2 separate regions of the Homo sapiens genome follow, and region 2 is linked to region 1. A link is a contact called in ENCODE Hi-C or POLR2A ChIA-PET data. All regions are on one chromosome and are shown on one strand. Each heading gives the region's core, a stretch centred on a gene start or an enhancer-like site at or near the end of the contact. The rest is flanking DNA. Distances are from core to core; before and after follow the strand shown. Region 1 holds the start of PPM1F-AS1 (PPM1F antisense RNA 1). Region 2 holds the start of UBE2L3 (ubiquitin conjugating enzyme E2 L3).

Region 1 (7,463 bases), core at 3,169-5,668:
GAGTCAGGGGAACGTGGCATCCAGGCCTCCCTCATAACAGACTCACACTGTTGCCCTTCTTAGTCTCTTGCTGGGCAAGTACAGGGGCTGACGGGTGTCTCTCCTGTCTCAGCCTTGGTGGGCAGCTCTTCTCGGTACCTGGGGGGCCCCCACCCTCGCCCCGGTCCTCCGAAGCTGTCCCCAGGGTCTGGACGGGAGCACTCACAGACAAGCCGAAGAGCTGGTTGAAGGAAGGGAGGGACACGTGCCGGTCCTCCATCTTGCGGCGAGTGTTCCGGATGGCGTGGATGGAGACCAGCCACTGCCGCTGTGAGGCCCGGGCAGCCAATGGCACCTGCTTCTGCCACTGGCCGGCGACTTCCCAAAGGCGGTTAAAGAAACTCTGTGCCAGGCTTTGGGCATCCAGCACTGATGGGCACAATGGAGGGATTGTCAGGGAAGTGCCAACCAAGCCAGCTGAGGCCTCGCTGGCTCCCTGACAGCTCCCACAGGGGCCTGCAAAGCCCCCATCACCTCCCGGGGCATTGTGAGCACATCAACTCAATAACGCGCACATGGCAGCCTGTTACCAGAATTAGAAATGTCTAGTTTGGCAACTTGCCCCTTGAAGTCTCCCATCCCACCATGGAGCAACTCTACTCATGGGAACCCACCCTGAAGAAATCATCAGAAACACAAAAATAATTTTAAAGACAAAGTACAGAATCACTTATAATTGCCCATTAATTAGAAATACTATATATCCAATGACAAAGGAATAATACTTAAATTATGATCTAGTCTCGGCCAGGCGCAGTGGCTCACGCCTGTAATCCCAGCACTTTGGGAGGCCGAGGTGGGCGGATCACCCGAGGTCAGGAGTTCGAGACCAGCCTAGCCAACATGGTGAAACCCCGTCTCTACTAAAAATACACAAATTAGCCAGGCATGGTGGCGGGCGCCTGTAATCCCAGCTACTCGGGAGGCTGAGGCAGGAGAATCGCTTGAACCTGGGAGGCGGAGGTTGCAGTGAGCCGAGATCATGCCATTATGCTCCAGTCTGGGCGACAGAGCAAGACTCTGTCTCAAAAAAAAAAAAAAAAAAAAAAGATCTAGTCTCTTGATGAAGAATTAAGCTGCTATTAAATATGATTTTCATAACGAAATATGCAACTCCCATACGACCCCACCGTGGCACTCCTGTGGACTTATCCCAGAACAATGAAGGCTGTTCACATAAAAGCTTGAACACATGAACACAAATGTTCATAGCAGCTTTATCTGGAACAGCCAAAATCTGGAGTCAGCCTAGATGTCCTTCAACGTGGAAATGGTTAAACAAACCGTGGTCGACCCATACCTTTGAATACCACTCAAGAATGGCAAAGAATGAACTCCTGATGCATCAAACAACCTGGGCTAATCTCCAGAGAATTAAACCAGTCCCCTAAAGTTACACATCATATGCTTCCATTTATATGTGTTCTTGAAATAATAAAATGGTAGAAGCCGAGAAGATTAGTAGTTGCCAGTGGTTAGGGATGGGGTCTGTAGGGGTGGGGGTATAAGGGTGGCCTTAAAAGGGTGACAGGAGGGATCCTGGTGATGGAACTGCTCTGTATTTTGACCATGTTAGGATCCTGGTGGTGATATTTTATTATAGTTTTGCAAAATGTTACCATTGGAGGAAACTGGGTAAAGTATACATGGAATCTCTTTGTATTATTTATTACAACTGCATGTGCAGCTATGATTATCTCAAAACAAAAAGTTTAATTAAAAAAAACTAGCCCAGGCATAGTGGCTCATGCCTGTAATCCCAGCACTTTGAGAGGCTGAGGTGGGAGGACTGCTTGAGGTCAGGAGTTCAAGACCAGCCTGGATAACATAAAGAGACCTTGTCTCTTAAAAACAAACAGGCTGGGCGCCATGGCTCATGCCTGTAGTCCCGCGCTTTGAGAGGTAAAGGCAGGCAGATCACTTGAGGTCCGGAGTTCGAGACCACCCTGACCAACAAAGTGAAACCCCGTCTCTACTAAAAATACAAAAATTAGCTGGGCGTGCTGGCATGCACATGTAGTCCCAGCTACTTGGGAGGCTGAGGCAGGAAAATTGCTTGAATCCGGGAGGCAGAGGTTGCAGTGAGCCAAGATTGAGCCACTACACTCCAGCCTGGACAACAGAGCGAAACTCAGTCGCAAATGAACAACACCAAACCAAAAAAAATTAGCTGTGTGTGGTGGTATATCTACTCCCAGCTATTCGGGAGGCTGGGGCAGGAGGATCCCTTGAGCCAAGGACGTCGAGGTTACGGCGATCTCCGATTACACCACTGCATTCCAGTCTGGGTGACAGAGGGAGACCTGGTCTCTTAAAACAGAAAACTAAAAAATGGATTTTAATAGAGTTTATAAGCATGTAAAATGCTTCTGTCATGATACTAAGTGAAAAAAGAAGGAAAATTACATATGCAGTTTAACTACAAGTCCATGAAAAACCACCAGGGCCAGAAAAAAAAAAAGGCGGGAACAGCACACAACCAAGGTGTCAGAGTGGGCCTGCACGTGGCAGTTCCACGGACAGCTTTTTCCTGAAGTACACTTTCTTAATACTTCCCCAGTTTTTCATTACAAGTGTTAGTCTCGTGTGACAGTGGCTTTAAAGCATGTCCACAAATTCTTTGACTTCCCCTTTTGCGAGGTGGAGCTCACTTCCCACTGCTGAGTGTGGGAGCTGGCTGCTTCTGATGAAGAGTGGCAGTGACTGCGTGTGCTTCAGGTGTTACGAAACAAAGAGGCCCTGCGCCTCCCGCCTTGTGTATTCTCACTCTCTTCCTCCCTCCCTCTCATCGCTCAATCTGAGCTGTGAGGATGCTCAAGCAGCGCCACGGAGAGTCCACATGGGACGGGACCAGGGCCTCCTGTCAGTGGCCGTGTGTTGAAACCACCGTGGAAGCAGGCCCTCCAGCCCAGCCAGCAACCATGTCACCACAACCCAGTAAGAGACCCTGGACCAGAACCAGCTAAGCTGCTCCCAGATTCCAGACCCACAGAAACTGGGAGAATAAATGTCTGTTGTTTTAAGCCACTACATTTGGGGCAATTTGTTATGTAGCAACAAATAATATAAGCCACAATACTCATTTGAAAAGAAAAAATACCCAAATCCTACCTAAGCTTGGCTTCTCAAGAAAAGATCAACCAGTAACAGGCCCAAAGGAAACCATGGGGGCTCTGGCTTCAGGGACTCATGTCACTTCAATGCACAAACTCTCCTGGAACTCCTGCCAGCCCAGGTGCATGTGGCAAGCATGGTGAATCAGGGCCAGTCAGCCGAGGGCAGGAGTTGAGTGTCACAGGCCACACCCAAAGGACATGGGGAACTGAGAGGAGGAAAGAGCTCCTGCCTAAAGGCGGAGGCTGTGGAAGAAAAGGAGAAGGGCTGAGGCCAGAGGGGGCCACCGAGGAAGAACCATGAACGCGAGGGCTTATGCACGCAGGAGGTCACAGAAAGACAGGTTCTTGGGAATCCATGCATCAAGGCAGGGGTGGGGGCATCCAGAGCCAGCTGCTGCCGCCATGGCCAACACAGGGGCCTATTCAAGCATTTGGCAAGAACTGGGGACTGGCAAGGCTATGGGTGAAGGAGGGGCCTGAGAACTCATTCAGGCAGGCCCAGCTCAGGGAAGGCAGCTCCACACAAGTTTGGCCAGTGGATCCCCTGCAAACCAGCAGGAAACCCCCCTCGTCCTGCCAGTCCTTGTAGCGCTGCCTCCTCTTCCTCTCGTCTGAGGGCCACTGTGCCCAGAAAACTGCCCCTAAATGCCATGGACTCCTCCTCACTCCCTCTGGAAACTGTGGGCTCCTGGTGCTTACCAGGCCTGAGCTCGGGCTGGGGGAGACTCCGGCCGCCGCTGTGGCTCACGGTCTCGCCCCGGGTGCTACTGCTATTTCCAACAGCCGCTTAGCCTAGACTCTGCTCAGGAAAGGCCAGCGGCTGAGGCAGTGCTGCCCAGCCCACGGACTCCCCATGCCAAGGGCTGCAGCCCCGCAACCTCGCTTCTGGATTCTTCGCTGATCCAGTCACCGGGGAGGGGCTGACTGGCAGCCACACAGAGGTTTCAGCCACTCGCTGCTCTTCAGTGGCAATTCTTATAATACAATCCCCACTCTGACGCAATTTTGTAAGAATGGCTTGGAGTCCAAAAACTTGACTACATTCTACTTCCGTGACAGGGAGAGCATGATCAAGGCCGCTAGGCAGGCCTGCATGCGAGGCACTCTGACAGACGGGGAAGCAAGGGCAGGCGAGACTTCCTTCTAGCTGCGCCCTCCCTCCTTCCCAGGCCTGCAGGAGCCCCGAGCGTAGGACTGGGCTGGTGCCGGCGCAGCAACGCTCCTTCTCACCGGCAGGTGGCGCTGTCTCCCGCGTGGACGGACAGAGACCCATCAGGCGGGGAGGGCCTGGGCGGTGGCGGCGCCCCCTTGGTGGGGCCGCAGAGCGGAGGAGCAGCAGCTGCCACCGGCCGGAAGCCTGCTGGCTCGGCCGAGAACAATGGCCGCCTGTCACTGTGGACAGCTGTCTCCCAGGCTAAGGCAAGGCTGCGCTCCCAGGGAATGCGGGCAGGGAGCCAGGGCGGAGGGCAGAGGACGAGAGCGAGGAGGAGAGCGCGGGCACCCACTGATGCTGGCGGCCTCGGGTATTCGCTTTCTCTCTCTTCTCCCACCTTGTTCCTTTTCCCCGGATGCACGCATGCACTAGTAATGCCGAATTTAGAACAACAGGGAAAGGAAAGGAAATGGCAAAGGAAGGGAAAGGAAATGGCCGACAGGAAATGGCAAGGAAGGGAAAATCCACTGCAACTCTGCTGCCTGCTGGCCTGTCCAGGGACAACTATTCAGCTGGGTGGGACGTTGCTACCCCCTTGTGGCACCCCTGCTGCAGCCTGCGATTCTTACGCCCTGTATTTCTGGTCTAACATCAACCAACACTTTGGCGAAATATAATAAAATGAAATTACTAGGAGAATGAAAGAAAGTCACATGAAATAAAAGCCCTGCTTTTTAATGATTATATCCTCTGTGAAATGGATCTGCAGCCCTCTCCATTTCTGGGTTCCCCTGGCCACACCATGCTTATGGCTGTCCCAGGAGCAGGCTGACAGACAAGCTTCCACCAGCATCTAACCATGGGGCTCATGGACACCGTAGAGCGTCTCCACCCAACAGAATCCTGACTTGGGGGCAGCTGAGGCAGGGGGCCCGAGCGTTGAGGGGACCACGCTGCTGCCCCGAGACCTGCTGGCATGCCACCTGGCCAACCCTGACTTCGCCTGCCCGGGCGCATGTTAACTGAGTTACAACACTGAGGGCACTTGAACCTGGCTGCATGACCAGAGATCGATCACCTGTGAGATCCTCTGTGAAACGGGATAAGCATCTTTAATTTCCTGGGCTGTTCTGGAACTTCAGTCAGACAGGACACAGGAGGGTGTCTGCACCACCCACCCCTGCCTCGTGGGCTGACTGGGAACTATATGACCTGTGGAGGGCTGTGACCGCCACCCTCCACCTCACTGGGGCCGCAAGCCTTCTCTGCTCCTTGATTCTGCTGCCGTTGTGAGCGAGGGCCCCAGCACCCTTAGGGACCCCAATCAATGGGCTTCCCACAATGTCGTCACCCTTTGTTGCCTGCTAAGCAGCCCTGGGGCCACCTCAGAAGAAACAGAACTCACAGGTCACAGGGGCCTTTTCCTCCTCGTCATCGTCCTCCTCCTCTTCTTCTTCCTCCCTGGGCAACTTCCTGAATTCGGAAAGGTCTGTCTGTAGCAGCTGTGAAACTGCTTCGTGGGCCAGAGCAGCAGCAAGTGGTGGCGGGGCCTTCCTAGGGATGAGGAGGGGGAAGTGAGGGGCAGCCCCCAGCAGGAGACCACACCTAGCCCCCCTTCCCCAACTGTCAGCCCACATGCTGAGGGGTCACGGCCAGCAGGGCGGCCCCTGTCCTCAGGGAGCTGGGACAGGAAGGTCACAGGACAGCAAAGGCAGACGCACAACCATCTGGTGGGGAGCTGGACCATACTTGAGCCTGCGGCTAGTTGGGAGGGGGCTGTTGATGGGCAAGTAAACTGCCTGACATCCATGCTGATGATGGCTCCTGGCCACAGGAGGGCAGAGGAATCACCCATGCCAGCTGGGGACCCTGGGGGGTGGGGAGTGTTCTGGGTTGAATTGTGTCCCCCCTAAATTCATACACTGAGGCCCTAACCCCCAGTACCTCAGAATGGAGCTCATTTGGAAACAGGGTCATTACAGATGGAATTAGTTAAGATGACGTCATGCTGGAGCAGGCTGGGCCCCTACTCCAATGACTGATGTCTCTATGAAAAAGGGAATTTGGGCCGGGTGCGGTGGCTCACATCTGTAATCCCAGTACTTTGGGAGGCCAAGGCAGGTAGATCACGAGGTCAGGAGTTTGAGACCAGCCTGGCCAACATGGTAAAACCTCATCTCTACTAAAAATACAAAAATTAGCCGGGTGTGGTGGCGCATGCCTGTAGTTCCAGCTACTCAGGAGGCTGAGGCAGAAGAATTGCTTGAACCTGGGAGGTGGAGGTTGCAGTGAGCCAAGATTGTGCCACTGCACTCCAGCCTAGGCGACAGAGCAAGATGCTGTCTCCAAAAAAAAAAAACAGGTTGGGGGAGGAATTTGGACACAGACACACACACACAGAGAGAATGCCAGGGGAACATGAGGCAGAGACCTGGGGGATGAACCTACAAGCCAGGGAATGCCAAGGGTTGCCCACAAACCACCAGAAGGAGCCAGTTCTGTCAATATCCTGATCTCAGATGACAGCCTCCAGCACCATGAAGCACACTTCTGTTGTTTAAGCTGCTGGGTCTGTGGTCATTTGTACAGCAGCTCCAGGAAGCTGATCCTGGGGTGTGGGACCCATGGGCACACTCAGCAGAGGAAGTGGCTGTGCGTGGTCCACAAGGTCCCTGGGCGGATGGGGCCATAGGAGCTGCCGGGGTGAGGGGCTGTGGGAACAGGGCAGGCCAAGCTTTATGCTAACAGGGAAGCACTGCCATTGGTCTGTGTTTTATTTATTTATTTTTAGAGACAGGGTCTTGCTCTGTCTCCCAGGCTGGAGCACAGCTGTGCAATCATGGCTCGCTGCAGCCTCAAACCCCTGGGCTCAAGAGATCCTCTCACCTCAGACTCCAGAGTAGTTAGGGCTACAGGCAGTAGTTAGGGCTACAGACATCACCATGTCCAGCTAATCTGTAAATTTTTTTGTACAGGTGGGGTTTTGCTATGTTGTCCAGGCTGGTCTTGAACTCCTGCCCTCAAGTGATCCTCCCATCTCAGCCTCCCAAAGCCCTGGGATAATGGCGTGAGCCGCCACACCTGGCCGCCTTTGGTCTGTTTGAAGAGGGACATGGCATGATCAGATGGGGCTTTTAGGCCTCTCTGACCCTGGT
Region 2 (7,463 bases), core at 1,515-4,014, 370 kb before region 1:
GTGTACTGGCCTTGGGGGAGGTAAAAGGCAGGCAGAATCGCTGATCACATGAGGCTTGTCATCTAGTTTCTCCCTCCTTTACCGTGTCAAGCCTGGGCTCCCAAGATGAGTGTGAGGCCAGCCTTATTCCAGGATATATATATCTATATATATATATTTTTGAGACTGAGTCTTGCTGTGTTACCCAGGCTGGAGTGCTGTGGAGCTATCTCCACTCACGGCAAGCTCCGCCTCCCGGGTTCACGCCATTCTCCTGCCTCAGCCTCCCGAGTAGCTGGGAATACAGGCGCCCGCCACCACGCCCGGCTAATTTTTTGTATTTTTAGTAGAGATGGGGTTTCACCGTGTTAGCCAGGATGGTCTCAATCTCCTGACCTCGTGATCCACCCACCTCGGCTTCCCAAAGTGCTGGGATTACAGGTGTGAACCACCACACCCGGCCCCAGGATATATTATTTCCAGTTCCCTTTCCTTCTCTCCTTTCAGGAGAAACCCACTGTTCTTAGAAATGGAGAAAAATGTCCAGGCCCAGTGACTCACACCTATAATCCCAGCACTTTGGGAGGCCAAGGTGGGTGGATCACTTGAGGTCAGGAGTTCAAGACCATCCTGGCCAAAAATGCTAAAACCCTGTCTCTACTAAAAATACAAAAATTAGCTGGGCATGGTGGCAGGTGCCTGTAATCTATGCTACTCAGGAGGCTGAGGCAGGAGAATCACTTGAACCCGGGAGGCAGAGGTTACAGTGAGCTGAGATCATGCCATTTTGCACTCCACCCTGGGTGACAGAGTGAAACTGTGTCTCAAAAAAAAAAAAAAAAAAAAAAAAAAAAAAGAGAAAAACTCCTTAAGAAGGTCTGAGTATATTCTGAAGCTATGTTCTTCTCTCTGCATTGCTACCTGAGGTCCAAACCACTGTCACCTCTTTGCCTGAATGATTGCAACCGGTTTCCAAGTGGCCCCTGCTCCCCTTCTTATCCTCTTACCCACCTCCATTCCCCATTTTCCAATCAGAGTACTCCTTTTTTTTTTTTTTTTTTTAAGATGGAGTCTCACTCTGTCGCCCAGGCTGGAGTGCAGTGGCGCGGACTTGGCTCACTGCAACCTCTGCCTCCCAGGTTCAAGCGATTCTCCTGCCTCAGCATCCAGAGTAGCTGGGATTACGTTCGCCCACCACCACACCTGGCTAATTTTTGTATTTTTAGTAGAGACGGAGTTTCACCATGTTGGTCAGGGTGGTCTCAAACTCCTGACCTCAAGTGATCCACCCCCCTCAGCCTCCCAAAGTGCTGGGATTACAGGCATCAGCCACTGTGCCAAGCCCCAAAGTACTCTTTAAAACATGCGTCTCAGCCCAGGTGTGGTGGCTCATGCCTGTAATCCCACCACTTTGGGAGGTTGCGGCGGGAGGACTGCTTGAGCTCAGGAGTTTGAGACCAGCCTGGGCAAGACAGTGAGACTTCATTTCTACAAAAAATAAAAAAAAACTTAGGAGGGTGTGGTGGAACGTGCCTGTAGTCCCAGTTAATTGGGAGGCGAAGCAGGAGGATCCCTTGAGCCTAGGAGGTCGAGGCGGCAGTGAGCTGTTATCGTGCCACTGTACTCCAGCCTGGGTGACAGATCAAGACTCTGTCTCAAAAAAAAAAAAAATCATCTGACCATGGAGTCAATACTCATATCTATCAAAGACCTCTCACAGCACATGGAATAGAAACCAACTCCTCCCCTTTCTACAAGACCCTCCATGGTCTGTCCCCTGCCTCCCTCCCACCCTATAATCCTTTTACTCCATTCTGGACACTGAGACAGCCTCATGGTCTTCGCCAGTGCTGCTTCCTCTGCTTGAAACATTCTCCTCCAGTCCTCCCAGCTGTTCCTTCCCATTTTCCAGGTCCCAGCATTGGCTTTGGAGCCAGCAGCCCACCTGTGACAGGAGCCTGGCTCTGCTCCTAGCTGGCCGTGTGACCTTGGGCAAGTCACTGGCTTCTTCTGTGCTTCTGTTTATTGTGAAATGAGGATGTTAATGCTAACGTATCCCAGAGGATGGTTTCAAGGGTTAAAGAAAATAAAGCACTAGAGAGAGGTCTGGCACTTAGTAGGGCCATTTCCTCAATTTGGCTTCCTTGACCTCTCAAAGTATGTCCCCACAGTCACTTTCCTATCACCCAGTTTTCTTCACAGAGCTTGGCAGTGTGAAGTAACCTTGGTTATTCAACTTTTTTTTTTTCCCCCAAGACGGAGTCTTCCTCTGTCACCCAGGCTGGAGTGTAGTGGCAAGATCTCGGCTCACTGCAACCTCTGCCTCCCGGGTTCAAGCGATTCTCCTGCCTCAGCCTCCTGAGTAGCAGAGATTACAGGCGCCCGCCACCACGCCTGGCTAATTTTTTGTATTTTTAGTAGAGACCGAGTTTCACCACGTTGGCCAGGCTGGTCTCGAACTCGTGACCGCGTGATCCACCCGCCTCGGTCTCCCAAAGTGCTGGGATTACAGGCGTGAGCCCCCGCGCCTGGTCAACTATTTTATGCAATCAGTATTTATTATGCTCCTACTATGTGCCAGGCACTGGTTGTAACTGCCATCTGATTGGACGATCCGTAAACGCTGAGGCCCAGTCTGTGCGGTTCACTTGCGTTCCTCCACGCGCCCCCCAGCACAGTGGGAAGCACACAGTAGGTGCTCCGCTCTGCTCCTGTGCCCCGCCCCGCGGCCCCTCCCCCGCTCCAGGAAGTGCGGGGGCTCCAGCCGCCCGGCCGGCCGCGATGCATTCTGGGGAAGGAGCAGCACCAAATCCAAGATGGCGGCCAGCAGGAGGCTGATGAAGGTAAAAGCCATTCTCTGGCAGCGGCCGGGCGTGGGGCGGCGTCCTAGGCTCCGGATCCCCGAGGCAGGCGGCGGCTTCTCAGGGCGCTGCCGTCTGGCTTCCTGCCCTACACGGCCTCGTCGGTTCCCTGGGCCGCGCGCAGGCTCAAGGTGCTAACGGGGCTGGCCTAGGCCGCAGCCTGGGCGGGAGCGCAAGGCCGCGCTGGGAGCCGCTGTCGGCCCCTCAGCCCGGCCCGGGGCGTTCACGCCACTCTCCGCCCGGAGCTTGGCCGCGTCCCCCTGTCGCGGAGGCCGCGGTCCGATCTGAGGGCGTCGTTAATGTGAGAGCCCGGTTGGGAGGCTCCAAACCGGGCGCCTTCGGGGAAGGCCCGAGCGCCGGAGCCCCTGCCCGGAGCCCGCGCCGCGGAACCGCCCCGCCCTGGGCCGCAGCGCGCCGGGCTTGCAGCTCCGCTTGGCCCGGCCGCAGCTCGGGAGTCTGGGAGGTTCGGGCTAGGAAAGAGAGAAGGAGGCCAGGCGGCCAAAGTTAGGTCAGTTTGTTGGTGGGTCGTTTGGAATTGCGCTGGGTCCTAGCAAACTGTCGCCTTGTGACTGCAGAGTCACACAGCGGGTAAGTTCCAACTCCAGGAAGGCCTGAGGTCGGCCCCGATCGCGGCGCGGTTCTGCTTCCCTCTCCTCCACTCAGTCATCCCGATCTCCCCTCCCTGATAAAGTGCCATTTTTGGGGGGATAACGGTTGATTTCAGTCGTTCGAATCAAAACGGGCCAAAGTTTATAATAATAATTTGGTACTTTGGATCTTGAATGCAGCAGGGTGCTTTCTCGCTAATTGGCACCTTTTGGTGAGGAACACATGCTAAATTGGCTTAGTACTTTTGCCAGTGGATTTGCCAAGGTCCTCTGTAGCCCACCCCGCCAGCATCTGTGAGTCGGCGGCTGGGTAGTGCTGCCGGCCTGCAACGGGCCGGAAATTAAAAAAAGGCCCAGGAGCCAGTTTCCTGAGGGGAGATAAAGAGCTGGGGTTCGTTCTAGGCGGAGCAGTGCTTGGTAGAGCTAGACATTGAACTTGGAGCCACAGTCTCTGAGCATTCCCTCCGTCCCTGGGAACGTTTCCTTTCTTTTGTTCCCTAAGGGCTAGAGAGGACATTAACTTTATAAAACTGGAGTGGAAGTGGGCACAAAAGAACAGTCAGAGGACTTCAGACCTCTCCTCATCTCTTAAGCTAGTGACACCACCATTCACCAGATAAGGGGTCGGTTAATGGCTTTCTTTCCTACCCTACTCCCAGGTGCAGTCGTCCATTAACCCTTGTGGATTTAAATTTAGAAAGATTTCTGGAGTGCAGGCCGGGCGCGATGGCTCACGCCTGTAATCCCAGCACTCCTGGGAGGCCGAGGCGGGCGGATCACTTGAGGTCAGGAGTTCAAGACCAGCCTGGCCAACATGGTGAAACCCTGTCTCTACTAAAAATATAAAAATTAGCTGGGCGTGGTTGCATTTGCCTGTAATCTCAGCTACCCGGGAGGCTGAGGTGGAAGAGTCGCTTGAACCCGGCAGGTGGAGGTTGCAGTGAGCCAAGTTTGCACCACTGCACTCCAGCCAGGGCGACAGAGTGAGACTCCATGTCAAAAAAAAAAAAAAAAAAAAGATTTCTGGAGTGCATGCCTTGCTTTCTAATGTTACTGAAATTACTCTGAATCTATATCCTCATCTCTCAGGTGCCCTCCCAAGTGCTCTCCTCCCCAGACTACCCCTGACGGACACCAGAGTTCTTTTAAAGCAGATAACTCAATTCTTTCACTCCTGTTAAAAACCTCTATGGTGTTATTGTCCTCAGCAGTTAATCCTAACCTCTTACTTGGCATGCAGGACCTTTCTGAGACTGGCTGAAAGCAATCCCTTGAGCCTCACCTCCTGCCCTTTGGTTTCCCACAGTTCTTGCACCTAATCACAGTAGCTACTATTTTTCCAGCTTTTACTTCGTGCTTTATATGCATGATCATGTTTAATCCTTCCTGTGAAGTAGACATTGTGATTTCCATTTTGTCGATGAGAAAAGATTCTTTGGCTTGCCCAGGGTTACCTAGCTAGGGAGAGTGAGTTGTGATCGAATTCGGTTCTTTCTCCAAAGCAAAGTCTCCTGCTCTTACTTGCTGTCTGATGTCCCTTTGCACGTGTTGTTTGCTCTACCCAAGAAAAGCTGCCTTCTCCTCACTTCTCCCTTCCAGAGAAGTCCCAGGTTCAACTCCAGTGCCAACTACTCTGTGAGCCCGTGCTCCCACATCCCCCTTCAGAATGTGTTGTTTCCTCCTTTGTGTGACCACAGCGCTTTCTTTATATTTCTCTTTGAGCACTTGTCACAATCTCTTTGTGTTACAGACTTGTCTTTCCTGTACTGGGTTCTGAGATCCCGAAGGGCAGGGATCTTGACCTAATTCATCCTGGTAGCCCCCTAGCCTATCCCAGTTGACCCAGTTTGGAATCTCCAGGCTCTCAGGGGTCTAAGAGGGGACTTATTATGGTTTTAAAATTATTACTCTGTTTCTAAAAAAAAACAGACCTTGGAAAAAAATTGTAACATTAACTGAGTATTTATTAAGTATTAGGTTATTTACGTAAGTCATCTTTTCAACACTCAAAGTTAGTGTATTGTCATTTGTATTTTTTATAAATGAGGACATTGTGAGGTTAAGTAGGTTAAGGGAGTTACCTAAGGTAGAATTGTGGAACGTGGTGGGGAGAGAGAAGACGCTGACTCTTCCTGGCTCCAGGATCCAAATTCCATGCCTCTTGTCAGGCTGTCTTTCTTACTCAAAGGCTGCATGGAGCGGTGTGTTGTTTCTTAAGTTGAGGATGGAAAGGCTTTCAGTTCACTAGGGGAACACCAGTTATGTAATGCTGATCATTGGCTGTGAGAATCAATGTTTAAGACTGTTTTTTTTTTCTTTTAAAGGAAGAAAAATTATTGATACAAGTTGATAAACAGTCTTTTCAGTACATAGGGTGGTAATAAAGTGATTTTCGTTGGTGAAAAGTTGGGGCTTAGTGCATGGAACAGTGCCTTAGGCATAGCAATCTAGCAAATGTTGAATGATCAAATTAATTACATCTTAAAGAACTTTAGATTTCTGTTAAAAATGTTTTCTAGGACATTCCACAGCAAAGATTTCTTTGTAACAATGGACTGTCTGCAGATAGTGTAAAACACATTATTAAAAGTAGAGTGATTTACATATACTACACTGAGAAGTTATTTTAGGCAAAGTGAGTATGATAAAGTCTTTTATTTCAAAAGCACTTGCCAGGAGGCTTAACCTCTTTTAGAAGCCTTTTTAGGAATTACAGTGTTAATAAAACATTAAGTACATTTTAATTTGCAAGCAGCTAATTTAGCATTGTTGGCTACAACCAGATTGTAACCATTGCTTCAATCAGGATGGGGAAATTGCTGCAAAAGCCAAAAGTGAAACCTTTATGTGTGGCTTAGGCAACTGATTGCCATCTGATCATTTCTTTGCAGCTTCACACTGCACACATTTCCCCTAAGGGCCCTCCTGTTGAGTAGCTTCCCAGAAGGGCTTTTCTCAGAGGGGAAATCTGTGGATTTAGAGGGGTGTGTGTGTAATGTCTTATTACTTATCATGACATAACTGTTGAGTTAAGGAGTTTCACTCTTGTTGCCCAGGCTTCAGCGCGATGGCACGATCTCTGTGCACTACAACCTCTGCCTCCCAGGTTCAAGCGATTCTCCTGCCTCAGCCTCCCAAGTAGCTGATACTATAGGTGTGCACCACCACTCCCTGCTAATTTTGTATTAGAAAGGAGGTTTCACCATGTTTGCCATGCTGGTCTCTAACTCCTAACCTCAGGTGATCTGCCCGCCGAGGCCTCCCGAAGTGCTGGGATTACAGGTGTGAGCCACTGCGCCCAGCCTAATGCTATTTAAAAATGTTCACTCAGAACTTCATATTGTTATATTTTCTCCCAGTTCATAGTCATAGTAGGAGGAACCTCTAAAAGTTCATTCCTTGGGTTTCGTTGTATTAAGCAGTGAGGTAGTTTGCTTTTGAGTATAGGTTTAGATTCTGAGGTTGGGTGATTAAGGAGATAGAGCAATGAGTATGTCACATGTTTCAGGAGGTGAGGGGAGTTTTATATGTGATGTTATGCCAGTGTAAATGTCCTGAATCCACTGAGGCTTTGTGAATTGAGAAAAACGTTGCGTCTTTTTTTCTAAATTCATGCATTCCAGTAAGTTGGGACTGTTTCAGCCTCCCTTAATGGTATTCTTTGTAAATGTTTGGGACAGGTGATGGGAAGGAGTATACTCAATTATTGCAACATTTGGGACCTTTTAAGGTATTTACTAGAAAACTCTGAGGCAGGCCAGGCGTGGTGACTCACACCTGTAATCCCAGCTCTTTGGGAGGCCGAGGTGGGCGGATCATGAGGTCAGGAGTTCGAGACCAGCCTGGCCAACATAGTGAAACCCCCGTCTCTACTAAAAATCCAAAAAATTAGCTGGGCGTGGTGGTGGGTGCCTGTAATCCCAGCTACTCGGGAGGCTGAGGCAGGAGAATTGCTTGAACCCGGGAGGCAGAGGTTGCGGTGAGCCAAGATTGTGTCATTGCATTCCAGTGCGAG

Evidence for each region. Hi-C counts contacts between places; a loop is a spot of excess contacts on that map. ChIA-PET counts read pairs that join two places held with the same protein, here RNA polymerase II (POLR2A). Pooled maps may share reads with other maps.
Region 2: a pooled map shows a loop between it and region 1 (5-fold over the local background). The contact joins the promoter of UBE2L3 here to the promoter of PPM1F-AS1 in region 1. A Hi-C loop is called at or near these places in 9 of 50 pooled maps. POLR2A ChIA-PET finds 5 or more read pairs at or near these places in 2 of 52 experiments (HEK293 and MCF 10A).

What each region holds. Positions count from the first base shown.
Region 1 is chr22:21,933,819-21,941,281 of GRCh38, forward strand. It overlaps PPM1F-AS1 (PPM1F antisense RNA 1), which reads left to right and starts at 4,419. Exons shown (of 2, transcript NR_147620.1): 1 at 4,419-5,795; 2 at 7,284-7,463. PPM1F (protein phosphatase, Mg2+/Mn2+ dependent 1F) reads right to left here. Exons shown (of 8, transcript NM_014634.4): 3 at 5,714-5,862; 4 at 206-408. RefSeq lists enhancers at 4,036-4,842, 4,843-5,650, 5,651-6,457 and a silencer at 4,394-4,553.
Region 2 is chr22:21,564,950-21,572,412 of GRCh38, forward strand. UBE2L3 (ubiquitin conjugating enzyme E2 L3) reads left to right here and starts at 2,765. Exons shown (of 4, transcript NM_003347.4): 1 at 2,765-2,822. The coding sequence starts at 2,796. RefSeq lists silencers at 1,759-1,946, 2,589-2,828, 3,079-3,218 and an enhancer at 5,025-5,094.